Regions from separate parts of the Homo sapiens genome. Here region 1 is linked to region 2. The links are chromatin loops, found by intact Hi-C in ENCODE. Cell type or tissue: heart right ventricle. All regions are shown on one strand. Links, peaks and the distances in the headings refer to the core of each region. The heading gives the core; the rest is flanking DNA.

The links. A loop is a pair of places that touch in the nucleus more often than their neighbours do. Peaks named below come from ENCODE experiments on the same cell type or tissue, not always from the same donor. Only the 100,000 strongest peaks of a DNase experiment are listed, where the experiment ranks them.
Region 1: it touches region 2 in a loop (1.8-fold over the local background); 1 of 110 quality-filtered maps calls a loop at or near these places.

What each region holds. Positions count from the first base shown.
Region 1 is chr14:76,263,788-76,274,245 of GRCh38, forward strand. All of the region lies in intron 2 of LOC105370575 (a long non-coding RNA gene), which reads right to left. Among named protein-coding and RNA genes, the nearest start is that of ESRRB, 110 kb to the right of the region's middle. RefSeq lists an enhancer at 3,939-4,233. In heart right ventricle, for the core only: no CTCF peak of the experiment used is centred there; a DNase peak (open chromatin) is centred at 4,174; H3K4me3 peaks cover 1,299 bases; H3K27ac peaks cover 720 bases.
Region 2 is chr14:76,159,822-76,170,279 of GRCh38, forward strand. GPATCH2L (G-patch domain containing 2 like) reads left to right here. Exons shown (of 10, transcript NM_017926.4): 3 at 6,842-6,906. Among named protein-coding and RNA genes, the nearest start is that of GPATCH2L, 13 kb to the left of the region's middle. In heart right ventricle, for the core only: no CTCF peak of the experiment used is centred there; no DNase peak of the experiment used is centred there; H3K27ac peaks cover 2,325 bases.

The sequences.
Region 1 (10,458 bases), core at 2,337-6,336, 100 kb after region 2:
TGAGGTTCAGAGAGGCCCTGTAATTGCATTGTGGTCTGATTCAGATCTGGGGTTTATAGCTAGAAGTTCTAAAGGAAGCCTTAAAACACTGCCGCACCTTTTAGATCTGGATTCGTAGGAAGGGAAGGTTATTCTAAAATGCAGTGGCAGACAGAGGGCAACAGACTGTCATCACCTCTGCATCTGGATGACTCTTTATGGTCATTAGCATCTCCCAGGGCCCTCAGTGAGCAGCTTCTCAAGGCAGGTCTTCCCTGATGGCAAGAGGTGGCATGAAACCTCCTCTGCCACATGCTGGCTGCTCCCGTACAGGTGGTCCGGCTGCTGCTGGCTAAGGACAGGCAGAGGAGGGAGGATGGAGGAAAGGTGAGGGCTGGTAGGTGCTCAAGCCACCCAGGCCAAACAGTGGCAGCAGGAGCAGCAGAGAGGCCTGCATTTTGGTGGTGCCCCAGGCTGCACTGCTATTTTCACTTCAGGGGCTGTGAGCAGAGAAGATCCTTCCACCTCACTCTTCTCATTTTACATGTGCCCTGAAGAAACATCCTACCCAGAGGCTAGAACATCTCCAACTATCTAGAAGATGGCCATAATTATTTGGTTAATAGCCACCTCCACCACTGAACTTCTGCAACTTGCCTCTGATGAAGCTGTTCCAATAATTGTTCATTTCTTCACCCATTCTTTTGCTCCACCAGTATTTCCTAAGCAGCTGCTATGCCATGTGCCAGACGCTGTGCTGCTCCTGTAGTATGGTAGGCAGACACAGTCCCTGCCCTCAAGAAGCTTACAGTCTGGTGGAAAGACAGACAATTCTCTTCTGCAGCTCCCTCTCTGCCTCTGCCCCAGCACCCATGCTGGTCTCTCCCAGAGCTTACATCCCCCGGGTCCTCCCTGCAGGCCAGACACCACGATGCCAAATGCGGGCTGCTCATCAAAGACTCCATTGAGAGCTGGTCGCTGTGTGGGGAAAGCAGCAGTGTTGGCTCCGAACCTGACCTGAGGAGGCATGGCTACCGTCAGTTCTGTTGTGACAGCCCTTGACAGCAGGTGTCTGTCATCTCCCCCATTCTATCCCCTCCAACCACCCCAACGTTTTTTGCCAGCCTCAAAGTGTCACTTCCATTTGGAAGGCATAGAGGAAGCTACGTGGTGAGAGGAACCTGTCATCACTCTACTTCTTGACCAGGGTGGAGGCCAGAGGACAAGTGGCATCTGTGCTGGGACATCCTAGGAGCCTGAAGCTGCTGCTGAAAGCAGCTGGGACCCCAGGTGCCTCTGCTGCAGTCCCTCTTCTCCCTGCCTGTGCCTTTAAAGAGGGTAGTTTTCTTCCATGGACCCATCACTGGCATTCATCTTCTCAGTGTGTCACTTGGTGGAAACGACAATATTTCCCTAGGTAGGGGTAGAGTGAGGAGTGGAAGGGAATGTCCTGGCTAAGGGTTTGAGCTGCTGGAGACTGACCTTAAGGGATGAGGAAGGGAGTGAACAAAAGGTAGTGAGTTGAGGCTTTGGGGTCAGACCAGGGCTGAAATTCTAACTATGACCCAGCAATTCACTGCTGGGTGTATACCGAAGAGAAATGAAAACTTCTGTCCACACAAAGACATGTATGCAAATGTTCATGGCAGCGTTATTCATAATAGCCAAAAAGTGGAAATAACCCAAATGTCCATCAACTAATGAATGCATAAATACAATGTCGCATGTCCATACAATGGACTACTATGTACCCATAAACAGGAATGAAGTGCGGATACCTGCTACAGCATGGATGAACTTCAAAACTTTATGAACTAAGTGAAAGGAGTCAGATGCAAACCACGCAGATACATGTTGTATGCTTCCATTTATATGAAATATCCAAAAAGGCAAATCTATAGATACATGTATTAGTCCATTCTTAAATTGCTATAAAGAAATATCCGAGACTGTGTAATTTATAAAGAAAAGAGGTTTAACTGGCTCACAGCTCTGCAGGCTGTATAGGAAGTGTAGTGACTTCTGGGGAGGCCTCAGGAAATTTTCAGTCATGGTGGAAGGTGAAGGGGAAGCAGGAGGAAGAGACAGAGAAGGGGCAGGTGCCACACACTTTTAAATGACCAGATCTCATGACAACTCACTCACTATCAAGAGAACAGCACCCAAGGGAAATTCACCCCCGTGATCCAATCACCTCCCACCAGACCCCACTTCCAATGTTGGGGATTACAATTCGACATGAGATTTGGACAGGACACAGATCCAAACCATATCAATACAGAAAGTAGATTAGTGGCTGCCTGCGGCTAGAGAAGGAGGACAAGGAGAGACTACAAATAGACAAAAGATCTTTTTAAGATGATGGGAATGTTCTAGAACTAGATGGTGGCAAGGGTTGCACAGCTTTGTAAACTCACTAAAAATCATTGGAATACACTTACAATGGCTACATTTTATGATGTGTAAATTATACCTCAATAAAGCTATTTAAAAAATCTCCATTATACCACTTCCTAGCTTTGGGAAATTACTTAACTATTGAGTCTGTTTCTTCATCTATAAAATGGGGAGGATGATACCTACTTCACAGGCTCACTGTGAGAATTAGGGGCCTGATTCACAGTGAGCACTCAAGAAATGTAAATGGTAGCAGTTGGCAGTCATTACTACTGCTCCTGTCTTTTTGTTTGTTTTTGTTTTTGTGGTAGTAGAAGTGTCTTGATTTAGAAAGAGAGGAGAGGGCTGGGTACGGTGGCTCACGCCTGTAATCCCAGCACTTTGGGGGGCCGAGGCGGGTGGATCACCTGAGATCAGGAGTTTGAAACCGGCCTGGCTAACATGGTGAAACCTTGTCTCTACTAAAAATACAAAAATTAGCTGGGTGTGGTGGTGAGTGCCTGTAATCCCAGTTACTCGAGAGGCTGAGGCAGGAGAATCGCTTGAACCTGGGAGGCTGAGGTTGCAGTGAACCGAGATCTTGCCGTTGCACTCCAGCCTGGGCGACAAAGCAAGACTCCGTCTCAAAAGGGAAGGGAGGGAGGAAAGGAGAGGGGAGGGGAGGGGAGCGGAGGGGAGGGGAGGGGAAGGGAGGGGAGGGGAGGGGAGGGGAGGGGAGGGGAAGGGAAAGGAAAGGAAAGGAAAGGAAAGGAAAGGAAAGGAAAGGAAAGGAAAGGAAAGGAAAGGAAAGGAAAGGAAAGGAAAGGAAAGGGAGAGAGAGATACCAAGAGATATCAAGCATCTTAGCTACCAGGAAAATTACAGGGTTTGAGGGTTTTTGAGATGTTAACTTCACTCCTTGTACCAGGTGCATGGTTTTATTCTGTTGTTTGTTGTTTTGAGACAGTCTTGCTCTGTTGCGCAGGGGGGAGTACAGTGGCACAATCTTGGCTCACTGCAACCTCCACCTACTGGATTCAAGTGATTCTCGTGCCTCAGCCTCCCAAGTAGCTGGGACTACAGGCACGCACCACCATGCCGGGCTAATTTTTGTATTTTTTAATAGAGATGGGGGTCTCACTATGTTGCTCAGGCTGGTCTCAAACTCCGAAGCTCAAGCCATCCTTCCGCCTTGGCCTCCCAAAGTGCTGAGATTACAGGCGTGAGCCACCACGCCCGGCCCAGGTGCATGTTTTTAATGGTCTGCCTCCACAATACATTTCCTGAATGTTCTCTCTGAATGCCAAGGAGTCTGGTTAAAACAAACAAACAAACAAAACCTCCCGCCAGCCAGAGGCATAATGGAGACGTGGGGCTTCTACAGATATTCATAGCCAAGAGGAGTTGAATTATGCTGGAGAGGGAAAACATAGGGGCCACGTGGTGCCCAGTGCCCCTACTTTCTTTCTTCTTATTCCAGCTCTTCATTTTTATTCCCCAATCCTGAAATGTAGTTGGGATTTACCATGAGCCAGCGGGGGCTGAAAGAGCCCCGTTTACCTCTAGGCCCTACGTTCCTCTGGACGAGTTTCATTTCCAGGAAACTGCTCCCCTCCTGGAGACAACAGGGTTTTCAGCAGCCCCAGGTCCGCGTCCATTCAGCCTAACAACCCCAGGGGAAACGTAAATGGTAGCAGTTGGCTGTCTTTACAAATAGTTTCAACAAAATCCCCAGGGTTCATTCTCTTTAAGTTCCTGAGACCTCACGCTCCTCCTGCGCGGATCGTTGTGGCCCGGAGAACACAGCAAGCTGATTGGCCAGAGCTGGTCACGTGCCCCGGCGGGCGGGGGAGGGGGCATGTCGGGGAGCCGGGGCCGGGGGCGGTCAGCCCCACTCTACCAACATTGATAGAAAGAAAAGAGGAGGTCTTCAAGGAAAATTAGAGCTTCTTACCAGAGGAAAGAGAATAACTGTCTGGCAGATAAATCCCAGATGTCCACTCTAACCGTCCACCTTGGAACCTCCACCTTCCTGTGCTCGTCTTAGAGGAATTCTAGAACTGTCGTTGGAGGAACACCGCTGTTTTCTAGAGGTCCCACAGCCGTCCTTCTGTTCATGCGGAGTACGGGCCAGCAGCTTCATTTTCCTAAGAGCATGTTAATTCCGTTTCTCATCTGGCTCATTTTCAAAGCCATGTTTCCACACTTAATGAAAACACAGTATCTGTATTACAAATGCTTGCTAAGGAATATAACCCCAAAGACTTAACTGGCCAACTCATAAGAATTTTGATTTCAAAAAGTAATTCACATGGAGGACTGTATGGAGCGTTTACACCCGGATAGTTCCTCCGGATATTCCAGCGTGCACCCGAGGCCATGCTGGAACCACCGAAAGCTGTGTACTCTCACTATACTGCTTTGCTCCCCTAGACAACTATTCTGGGAATATGCCCTTGGCTTTTATGGAGATACGCTATAAAAAGCAGTTGTATTCGTTAGAATATTCCAGACCATGATGAGACAACAAGTAAACCTTCAATCTCAGGGGTTAAACACAGTTGGCTTAAACACAGAGGTTTAAGTGAAACGCAGGGGTTAAACACCGGTTGACTTCGTGTTCACCTCACAGTGCAAGGTGAGTCGGTGGGGGGGTCTCCTCCAGAAGAGACCCAGAGATCCAGGCTGCTCCCTGCTGGCACACAGCTGTCCCTGAGTGTTTTTCTTTCATTCCTGAGGATGAGAGGGATTTGAGGGCAAATGCGCAGAATTCCCTGGTACACTCCATTCACGGGAATTCAGCGACATGATCCCAACCTGTCCATAAGGGAGTCTGAGAAGTGTGTTCTCCCGAGTGCCTAACAAGAGAGAACAGGATGGCGGACCCACAGTGCTGGCTCTGCCACATTGGTTGTAGGAAATACACAAGCATGTTTATTATCTGAAGGCTGCTGAGATGCAGAATCAACTATGGCAAATTGAAATACACGCATTTATTGTCATCCCTTCCCCAAACCAGCTAAAGTATGATAAATGGATTTTAAAAGGCACGGGCCCATAAGGATAAAGAAAATGAAAGAAGACGATAGCAATTAAATATTAGAAATGAAAAGGAGATGATAGCAATTAAATATTGGAAGTTGGAAACCAAATGAACAAGAGTTGCTGACCTGGCTAACCAAGGAAAGCTAAAGCTGAAGTCAGGAGTGGGGCGGAGGTAGGGGTGTGAGGGAGTGAGAGCGGAACCCCAAAGCAGGTTACAGGAAGTTCTGGGACCCCAGCAAGGCTGAGGTATTAGAGGCACCGGGTCCCTTGAAAATGAGAGGATAGGCGCGGTGGCTCACGCCTGTAATCCCAGCACTTTGGGAGGCTGAGGTGGGCGGATCATTTCAGCCCAGGAGTTTGAGACCAGCCTGGGCAACATGGCAAAACTCCATCTCTACAAAAATACAAAAATTAGCTGGGTGTGGAGGCACATGCCTGTAGTCCCAACTGCTCAGGGAGCTGAGGTAGAAGGATCACTTGTGCCTGGAAAGCGTAAGTTGCAGTGAGCCGAGATAGCGCCACTGCACTCCAGCGAGACCTTGTCTCAAAGAAGAGAAGAAGAGAAAAGAAGCGAAGAGAAGAGAAGAGAAACAAGCTAGATGGGACTAAAATAAAAAGGACAGGTTTAAATTCAGAAAAGTAGCTGTTAGAAGCCCTATACCCTCCTTCCTCCCTCTCCACAATGCGGGCTACTGATTTCCCCTCCTCTACCACAGAGAAAGGAAAGAGATTTATTTTCTGGAGAAATTGAGCCAGAAAGGCTCTGGACTCTCAATTCTAGACATGGCTGAAGGCAGGGATTCCATATTGAAAATAGGAGCATTAAGTGAGTTTCTACACTGAAAATCAGTTCCTTTATTCCTTTCCCCACTTGGCTCCTGGAGCTTCAACAGTTGGATTTACGTAAGTCAAGTTGGAGAACGAAGACTCCTCCCTGAGGAAACCAGTGAAACCAAGAGAAAAGACCTACAAGACCTTGGGACTTGCCTTATCCATGGTGCCCACTTGATGAGACCTCGGGAGAAATTTCTGACTTTAATTGGGCTTCTGTGGAACAGCTGAGCAACGCTTAGGAACATTGTGAATCTTGTAAGGAAGGGAATTTCCTTCTTTGCTTTGTTTCTGGAAAGCATAACTCCAAATTCTCTGCCCACCTCAAGCAGTTATATGGGAATTCACTTATGTATTTCTGGGCACTCAATGTATTCCTAACTTTCCGAAGCCACCTCATTTTAGTTTCACCCTGATTCCCATCCATTGATCCACCCACCCTCTTACTCACTCACTCATTCAACAAACATGAGTGGATTGAGTGTGGTGCCAGACAATAGGCTCAGTGTTGGGGACCAGGGACTAATGCTCACGGACCTTAAACACACTGCCATTGTAGGCAATAGAAATGGTATGCAATTTGAGAAATTGCAATTTCTTTGAGAAATCCATTTTGGAAGTATGTGTGGGTGACGATTGTTATAAATAGCTACATATACAAAGACTGGAGCTGATCTAATATACCCAGAGCAGAGAACAGAGGCACTGAAATATTTTCTGCAGCAGCAAAGCAGGAGGGACTTAGGTTAATGGGTGCGTGCTAGGATCTCCAAACCAGTGGCAAAACCCGTGTTGTCTATTGCATCTGCCACCATGGGTGGGTAGGCATGGAGGGGGGACTGGGTGGGGGAGGATCCTGGGAAAGGGTGCCTTCTCATGGAGGAACCTCAGCCCTCAAGGAATTGAAATAAGAGAGAGACAAAGAAATGAGCTCCTACTCTTGTCACTCAGATGTCGCTCTAAAGCATCTTTACTCTGGATTTATGTTCCTCGGTGCCTGTATAACCCTGCAAGGCCACGGCATTACAGAAAATCGCCAGCAGTTTCAGAAACACCAGTGTGAGTCCAGTTACTGCTTCTCTCTGATCTTTAGTATATGTGCTGCTGAAGTGAGCCCATCTCTGATCTTTAAAATGATCTCAGATCTCTAATATGAAGGGGGGTCTCAATGCCTAGACCTGCCCACCATCACCCCTCACTGGCTGGGAAAGGCTGGGGTGTGCAGAATACAGGTGACCTGCCCCTGGGAGGTCCATGCTCCATGGTCCAGATGGGGCTGAGGATGCTTCACCCCAGGGCAATGTTAGCAGAGTGGCAGCCCATGCTTTGGCTTAGTATGGCATTCTGCATCAATGCATGTGCACGCACATGCTCACATGTGTGCACACTCTTACAGGGAAGTTAATAGAGATCTACAGCCCTCGTTACCATTTGCTTTCATAAATAAATATATTAAATTGGGAAGCCAGATTTATTTCTGGCAACAGCTTGCAGGCGACACCTCCCCCTCTTATTCACAGTTCCTGAAGCGAGCCCAGCCTCTCCCACCCCACCCCCAGGCGTGACTTTCTCTCTTAAAATTCTATTTTTAATTTGTTGTGATGAATGAGTGACACCTCTGACAGCCGATTCGCGGAGATTAATAGAAACGACACAATATTTACGTCGGCGCTACGAACAATTATCCTGCCATCTATCTCTGAGATTATCTTCCTGATTGAAAACTACTCATCCGTGTAATCGGAATTATTTGGAATTAGAAGGGAATTTATAGCCCCCCTAGAGCACGCTCTCTCCCCTCGAGTCTACACCTCGGTCTCCATCTTTCTCTTGTCTCTCCTCTGGGCCTCTGGCTTTCTCTTCCATCCTGGTGATGGGCAGAGAAAAATCTTTTTCTCCTGGAGGGGGCCACTGGTCACTCAGGACAGTGGGCATCTCTTTAGGGTGGCCTGGGACTCCATGATATGGATCTAGAAGTAGTGGTTTGTGGGAAGGAGGATCTTCGTGGTGTCATAAGAATTAGGGGTCAGCGAGGCCAGCTCCTGAGCTCAAGATAGATGAATATGATCTGAAGAAAAGGGTTTAATACAAAGGTGGAGAAGAAAGGTGACTTTGGAAAGCACTTGGTGTCAGACGGTGACAACTGTAAGAAATCTAAAGGAGCAGGATGGGATTGCAATGATGGTGTTAAGGTTGCTCTATTTCTGTTATGACTGTCTTAGTTGGCTCAGGCTGCCATAACAAATACTATAGACTAGGGGGCTTAAATACATTTCTCTACAGTGCTGGAGGCTGGGAGTCGGAGATCAGAGTGCTAACTTCGTTGGATTCTGGGGAGGGCCTCCTCCTCCTGGCTTGCACATGGCTGCTCTCTCATGTCCTCACCTGGGAGAGAGAAAGAGAGAGAGAGACAGACAGACAGACACACAGAGAGAGACAGAGAGACATACAGAGACATACAGAGAGAGAGGCAGAGGGAGAGAGGGGTAGAGAGAGGGACAGAAAGAGAGAGACAGAGAGAGAGAGGAAGAGAGAGGAAGAGAGAGAGTTAGAGACACATACACAGAGAGAGAGGGAGTGAGACAGAGAGAAAGAGAGAGAGTCAGAGACACATAGAGAGGGAGAGAGAGGGAGTGAAACAGAGAGAGAGAAAGAGAGAGGGAGAGAGACAGACAGAGAGAAATAGAGACAGAGAGACACAGAGAGACAGAGACACAGAGAGACATATAGAGAGACATACAGAGAGACAGAGAGACACACAGAAAGAGGCAGAGAGAGGGGGGAGGGGAGAGAGAGAGAGGGACAGAGAGAGGAAGAGAGAGAGAGACAGAGAAAGAGATAGGGAGTGAGACAGAGAGAAAGAGAGAGAGAGGGAGAGAGAGATAGAGAGAGGGAGTGGACAGAGAGAGAAACAGAAAGGCAGAGAGAGAGGGAGAGAGAGATAAGGGAGGGAAAGAGACAGAGAGAGTAAGAGAAAGAGACAGACAGAGAGGGAGACAGAGAGAGAGGGAGTGAGACAGAGAGGAAGAGAGAGAGAAGGGACACACACCCACACACATGCACACACAGAGAGAGTGTGCTCTTGTATCTCTTCTTCTAAGGGCACTAATCCCATCAGGAAGGCTCTACCCTCATGAAGACACCATCTCCAAATATCATCCTTCTGGGGCTTAGGGTTCCAACACAAGAATTCTGGGGGGATAAACATGTAGTCTATCGCAGACATAATGATGCAAAGAGCTGGAGAGGGTGAGTCAGGCAGGCTAGAGGCTGGACCCCATCAAGGCTCACATTTGGGTTGTAAGGATGGGGAGGCGAGGCTGAGAAACAGCATGTGCAGCTCTGGAGAAGCCCGAGAGCCTGTTTCTCACATTGGGGAGGCTGGAGAGTGGGGGTCAGAGTAAGAATGAATGGAGACACTAGGAGTGCATGCTCTGTTTTCGGTTCTCTGCCTGGTCCCTGCCTGTTAGCCTGGTGGATTCAAGGTTGGGCCCTGAGTCAGACAGACTTCAATTGACTCCCTGTTCTGCTACTCCAAAGCTGTGTGACCCCAGGCAAGTTTCTTAACCTCTCTGAGCTTCCATTTTTTTTGTCAGTAAATTACAATTTATAATCCTCCTTGTTGGAGTGTGCACTATCTGTATATTGAGGGTAGCAATAGTACCTACTTTACAAGGATGTGTGTAGATTAAATGAGATCATGCAAGTAGGGTACTTTGTGCAGTTTCCACTACATAGGAGGGACTCAATATATGTAGATGCTACAGATGAGATCAACCTAAACCCTGGGCCTCTTTAGGAGACAAAGACCTGGGCTCCTGGAACAGCCCTGGCCTGCCAGGTTCCTTTCCCCACCTTTCGCATCACACATCCTGATGACCTGTCTGCCTGCATCTCCTCCTGCTTCCAGCCCCACTTCCCCCTCTCTCTTTGTGGTACTGGAATATTTTCTGCAGTAGCAAACCAGGCTGGGACTTAGTTTAGTGGGTGCATGCCAGGATCTCAAATCACCTTTGTTATTTCTCCCCTCCTGTAAATACTTGTAATTGCAAAGATGTATTGAACATGCACTCTTCCCTGGCATGTTTCCAAGTTCTTTACTGGAATTCATGTATTTAACCCACACACTATCCCTGGAGGCTAATTGCTATTAATTATTAACATTCCCATTTTACAGATGGGGAAACTGAGGCACTGGGAGGTGAGATAACTTGCCAAAGTCACATG
Region 2 (10,458 bases), core at 3,057-7,056:
GCCACCAAATAGAAACTGAAAGATACTCAGGCCGGGCGTGGTGGCTCACGCCTGTAATCCCGGCACTTTGGGAGGCCGAGGCAGGTGGATCACAAGGTTAGGAGATCGAGACCATCCTGGCTAACATGGTGAAACCCCGACTCTACTAAAAATACAAAAAAATTAGCCTTGGCGTGGTGGTGGACGCCTGTAGTCCCAGCTACTCAGGAGGCTGAGGCGGGAGAATGGTGTGAACCCGGGAGGCGGAGCTTGCAGTGAGCCGAGATCACACCACTGCACTTGAGTGCACTCGAGCCTGGGCGACAGAGCGAGACTCTGTCTCAAAAAAAAAGAAAAAAGAAACTGAATGATGCTCAATGGGAAGAGAAGGATAGAACCACACCCTGCCTCAACCTGTAGCTGCCTGATTTTCTGACTGAAACTGGCCTTGCATTTCTGAACTGCAAGGTGACTGTAGAGAAAGGATGCAGGGGCTTGCTATCTACCTTCAGGGCAGGCTCAGCACTTCTAACGTGGGCCTCCATTTCATTGTCAAGTGTGGTTCTATCAGCCTTGTAGTTTGAGGAAATCTTGGCAATAGGCCATCTGTATTCTCTATTGCTACAGAAAAAAATCGCCCTAAAACTTAGTAGCTCTAAACAAAGAGACCAAGTCTGTGAGTATGTAAATATTCCCAGGGAAGAAACCAAAGTGCTGGAGAAGAAGATACAACTGAAGAGAAAAAAGTGTTCTTGAGTTGAAAAATTAAGTCTTAAGATTAAAAGCGAAAATTAATGAGAAGAGACTTCTACTGAGACGGAGATTTTAAAAAAATATTTTATTTTAGTTTTTCTTTTTTTCACATATGCTCAAGACTAAGGAAAGAAAAATCTTAAAAGGGGTTGAAGACTGGGTGCAGTGGCTCAGACATTCTTAGATATGCAGGCCCCAGAATCCATGTTCTTTAAAAATTTACTGTGAGAAGACGTTCCATCTACCTGAAGATGAATCACTGTTAGCTCTAAGAAAAGGGAAGTCTTGAAAGGATGGGTGGACTTCTCTGAGGCACAGCCCCCAGCTCAATAGCAGAGTCCTGAGGAAAATTCTGTCTCTGCAAAGTATACCTGATTGTACTAGTCACAGTATCGAACCTGTCAACCTGCGGAGGTTGCTGCCTTTCATGGCACTGTCTGAATGAAACTGAAAAAGAAATTCTTTTATTATATATTCTCATTACTTATAGGAATAATTTCAGAACTGATGTGAGATATTTCTCTGAATAACCTCTCCCTCAGTCTTGTTTACTACTAGATTCAGAAGTCTGATTACAAAGGGTTACCAGTGTGCCACCTCTACCCTGGAAAAAAACTGGAAAACGATAGAACAAAAATACCTTTGGGCAGTAGATCTAAGAGTGACTTTTTTCCACGTTTTTCTAAATTCTGAAACAACTTTTATTTTTGTTAAGTGCATTATTATTTACTAAGAAAAGTTTTTTAGAATGACGATGTAAGCCATAAACTTTAAGATATCTATTAATTAGATGCAAAAAACACCTCTTATTAAGCTACTTGGTTAATAAGCTCTTAAATGGGGAGAAACAAACCCAGATGGTAATTTATTAATACCAACTTTTGATTGTAGGTGATAAAGTAATTCTGTACCTCCTTATTATAATTGGAACAGGTATAAGTTACTCTTTCAGTTCTCACTTTACAGTCTTCTGTGGTTAGGAGTATGAAAGAATTAGCAAGCTCTCAGATCAGAGGGTGTGCTGTGCTTTTTTCCCACCCCCTGCTCCCCCTGGCAATTTTGGGAATTCAGAGGGGTTTATTTTGTTGAAACTAGAAGCTACTGTTTAGGAAGAAGGGAATTAATTTCAACAAAGAGTTTATAAAGATTCTGTATTATCTGTTGCTGCAGAAAAAATTGCCCTAAAACTTACTAGCTCTAGGACGGGTGCGGTGGCTCATGCCTGTAATCCTAGCACTTTGGGAGGCCTAGGCGGGTGGATCACCTAAGATCAGGAGTTTGAGACCAGCCTGACCAATGTGGTGAAACCTTGTTTCTACTAAAAATATGAAAATTAGCCAGGCGTGGTAGCACAGGCCTGTAATCCTAGCTACTTGGGAGGCTGAGACAGGAGAATTGCCTGAACCTGGGAGGCAGAGGTTGCAGTGAGCCGAGATCGCGTCACTGCACTCCAGCCTGGGTGACAGAGCGAGACTCCGTCTCAAAAAAAATAAACAAAAAAAAACTTATGAGCTCTAAACAATGAATACTTTATCGCTTGGAATCTGAGAGTGACTTAGCTGGATGGTTCTGGTTCAGTCTTCTCACGAGGTTATAGTCTAACTGTTGGCAGGGACCTCAGTTCTCTCAAGGCTCGACTAGGGCTGAAGGATTTGCTTCCAAGCTCACTCACATGGCTGTTGGCAGAGCTCATTTCCTCATAAAGCTATTGGACTTAGAGTCTCAGTCCCTTTTCACATGGGCCTCTCCGCATGCCCATCCGCATCTGTAGGACATGGTAGTTGGCTTTCCGTTGAGTAAGTGATCTGAGAGGGGTGGGGAGAGTCAGAAAGAGGGCCCAAGATGAAAGCCACAGTCTCGTATAACCTAATTGCAGAAGTGGCAACCTATTGCTTCTGCCGTGTGCGATCAGTTATACAGACCATCCTGGTGCAGTGTGAGAAGTACTACACCGGGGTGTGCATTAATAGGAGGCTGGGTAATTGGGAGTCATCTTGGGAGTCTGGTTAATTACCACAGATGACTACTGGCTTTCTGAAACTTTTTTTTCCTAGCCTTGTATGATGCTAAAGTCAGGAATAGTATTCTCAGACTGATATTTCCCCTGAACTCATTAAGAGGATGTTTTTACTTTGATTTCAAAGGAAGATCATTCAGGAACCATAAGGGCAAGTGAGGTATGGGTCCCTGAGAGTATATTTTGGTGTATTTTATGTCAGTATGCTGAAAATGAGTGTTACTTAAATTCAAGATACAGCATTAAGGAGGAGAGCTTCTTTCCAAAGTGAGTTTATAATTAGTTTTCTTAGGGTTCAGCATATATGATATATTATTTGCTGATAAGGGATAGTAGTCAAGGCACAGCTACAGTTTCAGCTGTGCCTGAAAGTTTTAAGTAGCTAAAAGCAAAGGAACACTTCTTCCCTAGCTCAATTAATCTGTTTGCATCTTCAGGAGAATGAACAGTCCTGAAATTCAAAGGTATCTTCTGCATAGAGAAACATAGGATTGACTTTAGTAAATGAGATGAGTATCTGCACCATCTGTGTTGTAGTGGCCCTTCAGTGAACGCATGGGCTTTAGGCATACACTACCCTGGCTCTGATGCTTACTTGCTGTGTGATCTTGGGTAACTTGCATACTTTCTCTAAGCCCCTTTCCATTTGTAACATGAGGTTGATGTATTCACCTTGTGGAGTTTGGGGGTAGAAGCAGCATAATAATTAATATAAAGTGCTTAGTATATTACCTGGCCTGCAGTAGAACTCAGTGAGTGATATTTTTGGTATCATTAATAATAGCCTTCTGTATTAATAATTTTCTGAATAAACTCAGTTCAAGTATCAAACCCCTTCCTGAGGCACTTGTAGATCTTGGCTGAGAGTAGTGCCTCCTCTCTTTTGGATGAATCCCAGTACAGGAAAAATAATAGATTTCATAGGCCACATTTTGTTTTTCCATTTAAAATGAAGATAGGTTTGCATCTTATAAAATTTAGAGTGCTGTTCTAATGAGAAGGTTGTCAGTGAGGAAATTAGTACTATTAACCTCTAAAATAATATTTAGACACAGACTTGGTACCCTAGAAGTAGCTTTCTAATCTTTCATCATTTGCATTTGTGTATTGCTTTAGAGTTCACAAAGCGGGGTCACATGCCTCATACTATCACATCCTCAATAATCCATCCACATTTTACATGTAGGGAAACAGAACTAAAGAGTTGAAGTGACATGCCGCAAGGCCATATAAGGGCAGGCAACAGAGGTGTCTAGAACAAGTTCATTCTATTTACGTAACATTCACTGAATGTCTGATATGTGCCAGGTGCTATGTTAGGCACTGGGGACATTGAGATGAGCAAGATATTTTTTTTCCCTGGCCAGATCATTCTCTTCCATGGTTACTGGATCTTCTTTCTGCCCCGGTTAGGCAAGGAAGGGTGAACTGTACGACTCTTGAGTAGTTTCAGTTCTACCAGTTTGTCTGAAGGTCCGGCTGCCTTCTGATTGTTTCTGGATCTGGAGGCTTCAGATCATTTGAGGCCCTGGCCCAGCCCTGGCAAGGAAGTGGTATTGTTGCTTCTATGGGATGTTGACTGCTGCATCCAGCTAACGTGCACAGGCTCCTCTCTTCTCAAGTAGTTTCCCTAAATGGGACGCCCTACCTCTCCCAGCCCTCTGCTTTGTTCATCACCATAGATCAGGGTTCTCAACTTAGGCACTACTGGCATTTTGGGCCAGATAATTCTCTGTTGTGGGGCTGTGCTGTGCATTGCAGGATGCTGAGCAGCATCCCTGGCCTCCACTCACTAAATATCAGTAGTTCACCAACTCCTCCTTCTCTGCTTCAAATCATGAGTATCAAAAATGTTTTTGGATATTGCCAAATTGGGACGGGGGCTGCAAAATTGTGTCTAGTTGAGAACCGTAGTTCTTGATGTTTCTGGTACTGAGATTGGGTCTTTACTTTATTGACTCTGCTTTTACCAGTAAGTATGAGTTTCAAATTACAGAACATAATACAACCAAAACACTGATCTATAGATAGAATATACAAATATAAAAAAAAGAATATAGAATAAAAAACTATTGATCTATAGTTTTAAAACTGAGAATTTTTGCTAGTTTGAAAACCATACCCTTTAATTGTACCTTGAAAGGCAAACAGTTCATCTTCAGAACTTGGAAAGAAAAGCAGTTGAGATGAAAGCATTTTCAAGTCAGTACCAAGTTTACAGCGTTTAGCTAACAGTGGACAAGAGGGTTCCATAGTCTTTTATTAGGCTTGATTCCTATGATAATATACTTGTCAGAAAGTAGATGCCATGTCCAATCATCTGGCTTACCTAGGGTGCCTCTGCTTTCAAAGAGGCTCTGGTGGGAAGGTTAGATAGAGAGATGTGAAAAAACAAGGAAAGCAAAATGTTACTTGCAGAATCTAAGTGATGAAGAATTTCCTAGTAAAATGTTGGGAGCAAAAGCCTTTGGAGCTGCAGGTTAAGATGACTTTCTTTACACTAACTCTGTTGTTTCAGTTGGATGTGGTTCAGTTGCCTTTCTAGCAATGTTATAATAATTAGGTAATACAGTTGGAGGCCCAACTTATACTAAGCACATAAGAGAATAAAATGAAAGAATCTATAAAGAAATAGGGTTTGGGCTGGGTGCGGTGGCTCATGCCTGTAATCTCAGCACTTTGGGAGGCCATGGTGGGCGGATCATGAGGTCAGGAGTTCGAGACCAGCCTGACCAACATGGTGAAACCCTGTTTCTACTAAAAATACAAAAATTAGCTGGGTGTGGTGGTGCGCGCCTGTAATCCCAGCTACTTGGGAGGCTGAGGTAGGAGAATTGCTTGAACCTGGGTGGTGGAGGTTATAGTGAGCCGAGATCGCACCACAGCACTCCAGCCTGGGCAATGAGCGAAACTCCATCTCAAAAAAAAAAAAAAAGAAGAAATAGGGTTTGTTCCATTATGGCACATGTATACCTGTGTAACAAACCTGCACATTCTGTGCATGTATCCCAGAACTTAAAAAAAAAAAAGAAATAGGATTTGTTTGTTGACTATTTCTGTGACAGATCTTTTGCATCTGGTATTCAGAGACAAGCTTGAGTGAGGAAAGCATTGCTCCTTAATTTAATTGGCATTTTTAAGATTTAGTGTTGGAAGGACATTTGGAAATGTTGCAAAATACAAAATATTTTCAGATTTTTGATCCAGGAATATAGATTGGGATTTTGCCAAGCCTGTGTTTTCTACAGCATGGTGAAAATGCTTCTTCCTTGCTTTGGTTTCTTGCATCTTCTAGAGTAGGTGAAAAAAAAATTTTTGACTCTCTTGGAAGGAAATAATCCCAATCAAAGAAATAGCTAATACTGTAGAGGATTGAGAAGTTTTTCTTGAACCAGATAAATCAAATTTAGAAGCACACCATGAGAAGAAACAAAATCAACTGTGAGCAATAGCTCAGAAAATGAAACTGGGCAGAATTTCGTGGGACAAAAGTTATATTTCAATGAGTTCAAATTAAGTTTGTTTTTATATTTTTGTTTTTAACTTTAGTTCCTTTTTTCAGAATGAGTTTTGTGTATCTGCTCGATATGAAGGAGGACAGTAAATTCAGAAAACATAAGTTTTGTCATATTTTTTTCTTGTTCATGGATTTTTGTTTACTTCTTTGTAGATGGGGGAAAACTTGAAAGATGCTAGATGTCTTAAAATTACATAGCTTCATTTGAAACTGATAGTTGGCAATATTTGAGAATAAAATTGTTTGGTAAATTTGTAAATTTGTGTTGTTGAATATACCAAACTAGGTTGAGATTACGTCTTTGAGCTTTAATAGCTTTCTAGTCCTAAACTAACAAAGTGACTTTAGATTTTTTTAGTACTTTAAAATATAAGTGAAAATTTTAGAATTCTCCTCTTATATTTCTTTTGTTTGGGGAGGAAAATAAAACTTTGTAGCTTCCTGATGAAATTTACATATCTGATTGACTAACAGGTTGGAGTGAAATTAGGGAAGCTTGAAAACCAAAATAAGTGTACAGTGCTTTGTTTTTGACTGGAGCTGATGAGTTCTCTTGTGTTTTACTCTTTTTACAGTGAAACCAGCAGTGTGTGTAGCAGCAGTGACACTGGGCTCTTTACCAATGATGAAGGGCGACAAGGTAATGTCGATCCCAGCTTTGGGACCTTGGTTCCGTGTTTATGGAAATATTTGAATAATCATAGGAGTGACTCATGGAGAATATGGTGACTGTCTATGGCAGTGGTTCTCAAACTTTAAGGCATATGAGAGTCACCTAGGGAACTGTTAAAACTGCACAGTCCTGAGCTCCTAGAAATCAAATAGGTCTAGAGTTGGCCCCTGGAATCTGCATTTTTCACAAGCACCTGAAGTGATTCTTATGCCAGTAGATCAGACTTGGGAATCATTGGTCTAGGTGGTCAGAGTGTTGAGCCTGGGACATTGGGAAGTTTCTTTTTATTAGAATAAAGAAATAGGTTCATGTGTTACTGTCTTTTTTTAGGTGTTAAGACATTATTTTCATATAGAGAAAATCTTGTCACTTTTGTAGCCTTATTTATAAATGATTATAGTGTCCTAGGTGAATATATTATATAAAACATCATCTTCCTCAAAGTAAAACTGGAGTATAGAGTCCTGTGAATAAGGCTGGTATAGTTAATTACCAGTTCTTTATTTTTACTACCTAAACACTAATTTAAAACTTTGCCTATATATAAGGGTATTTTAGAAAATGTTTGTCCTCTAGACTTGTGTGGGGCCACATGCCAATAAAAATTTTATGTAGCCTTTTTGGACTGTGGTTTTCTTAATCTAAATAAGGGATTTAGGGATTTCTAAAGTCTCTTCTCACTCCGAAGTCCAATAATTTTTCTCCACGGGTTAAGCAATTAAAGGACAGACGTAGTGGCTACATGTCTAGGTTGATCCAAGTAGGCTCCCCAGTAACTGAAGAGATACTGGGGCTGTGAGACTTAGCATCCAAGTCCTGATTTTTGGAGAAGGACTGTGGGGCCAGCATCTTGTTCATGCCTCGAAGTTGTAGGCATAGAGGCAGTTTATCCTCCTGGAGTTGTTGAGCTTCCTACTGTAATGGAGGTTGTTGTGAGTACATTTCTATCTTTTAGATTCTGAGGGAATTAGGTGTCATTAGAGATTATGTGTGTGTGTGTACAGGTAGGCTGTAACTAGAGTTTTGATTTTATTATACCAGGAAAGTCTGATGAGTTTCCATGAATGAGTTATATATACTATTCAGAGTTACCAATATTTGCTCTTTTTCTTTGCTTTTCTACAGTGCTAAGAATATCAAAATGCACCTCTTAAAGGCTATGATGCATAAGTATAGAGATGGAAGAAAGTGTGGACCTGTTACAGCAGATTAGATTTTCGGGCCTTTGGAAAGCCTTTTCACTGATAAGGATTCCTTAGTTTATCACGAGAGATTATAGAATGTTCTGTACACCTAGCTTTCCTCTCTTTCTCTGCTTCAGCTTCACACATTCTGGTGACATTGATGCTTAGCGTTCTCAACGTAAAGCTATGGGATTTCTTGCTTCTCTGCCTTTGTTTATGCTGGTCTTTCTGCCTGAAATCTCATCCTCATCTTCCTTGAATGACTGGTCATCTACCAAGACACAGTTTTCCTCTTGCCCCTGCAAGGGCATATTTATGAACTATATCAGTGGGTCTTCTTGGTTTCAATTTCTTGTTGGGGTTGGCCTATAGGAGGCATCAACAGAAGACCAAAGGGAGGGAGGTGAGTGATATTGGATATATTAGTCAAGTATTTATTGTGGTAATGCTGCTTAACAGCCCCCAAATTTTAGTGGCTTCTCACAGTTTACCATACTCATTTCTTGCTATGGGGCTGTGAGTTGTCTGTGGTTCCACTGATCTTGCCTGGGCTCCACTGGTCTACAGGCTTCAAGTTAGGTTTACATCTACTCAGTGTATTGTATTTTGGGACCTAGGGTGGAGGAGCAATGATGATAGGCGGCATGGACTTCCTATGGCAGAGGATGTAAATGCCAGGTGACCAGGCTAGACCACAAGTACATATTTAAAGCCTTTGCTTGAATCATATCTGTTAATTTTCTACTACGTAAAGCAAGTCATATGACCAAGCCCAGAGTCAGTAGGATGAGTAAGTGTGCTCTTCCTAAAAGGGAAGGTACTGTGGAATCCAATGGCAAAGAGCAAACGTCATGGATGGATGATTCTGCTATAGAGAGTACTTGGAAATGCTAATGCAGTCTACCACATTAGATTATTGCTTTCCCTGACACCTTTTCTGTTGGATTGCTGGTTGGCAGTGGTTGTGTTCCTCTGCTGAGGGCCACCACTCTTGTTTGGCAGCCTTCTTTTATAACCACAGTTCTTTGGGTTCTGATAACCATTCTTTCCCTTGCCACTCCAAGTCTAGGAATGGTAAGGGCCTCCTGCTGTGCTGGCTCCACCTGATGTGCTTCACTATCCCCTTGTGGGGTTCCTTGTTAGTACTGTCTCCACCTTTGTGAATAGTCACTTCATTACATCTCTGCAATGACCCCATTTAAATGTGCCATGTGTTTGCTGAGGGGGTTCTGGCCAATAGCCCTTTCTCCTTTGTTCTCTGTGGCTCCTTGTATTATACTTACTGTTTCTTTTACTACTCACTAGATTATGTTATTGTTTGTAGGTACGAGTCTTTTCCCTTGAGGCTTTTCAAGGCAGGACTTATTATGTGCAACCACAGTACCTAGCATGTTCCTGGCATATAGTAAATGTTTAATAAATAATTATTTATAATCCAATTAAGGGGAAAACTCTCCTTTTTTTCCCCCAAACAAAATCGAACATAGATTCTCAGATTGTAAAACAACTAAGCCTATTTGGTTTAAAGCAAAATTCTAGAGGAGCCAGAGGTCAGGAGCCCGATCCACCTAGCTTCTTGCTTATTCCCTGGCAGCGCTCTTTTAAGGAGCTCCTCTATCAGGCATCTTAGTGAACCCTGATTGAAGACTGCTGGTCTATGTGGTCTCACAACGTTCCTTCTAGTTCAGGGAGTCCCTTTTTGTATTATTAAAAATCTTGAATGACTGCTTGAGAACCAAAAAAATTCCATTATAGTTTGCCATTTGTCGTCAGAAAACATGGCCTAATTAAATATACTATTTCAATAAATGGCCTAAGGAATGCTTATGAATAAGAAAAGAATTAATATATTGAAGTACAGAGAAACTAGTTATTATACACTAATGCCTGTATTCAGTTCATCTATGTATCTGGTTTCGTGAGATGCTTTTAGAGTAGCGGTTCTCAAAACGTGGTCCCCAGGCCAGCTTGGCATCATGAGGGAACTTGTTAGAAATACACATTTTTGGTCTTGCCCAGACTAGAATCAGAAACTCTGGAGTAAGGGCTCAGCAGTCCATGTTTTAACAAGCCCTCCTGCTGCTTCAGATGCATGCTCAAAGTTGAGAACTACTGTAAGAGAGACAGCTGTTTGTGGTGTGTTTTTATAAGGGAACACTTTGAGTAACTTTCTTAGTTGTAATATCTCCTGCTTTTCACCAGAATGCAGTTTTCATTGCCCATTTTGGAGATCTCCACAGTGATTTAAGAGTTATTATCCTGCGTGTTAATGACCCATGAATCTCATACTTCATGGGATTGACATTTCTGAGCAACTTGTCTGGAATCCAGTGTA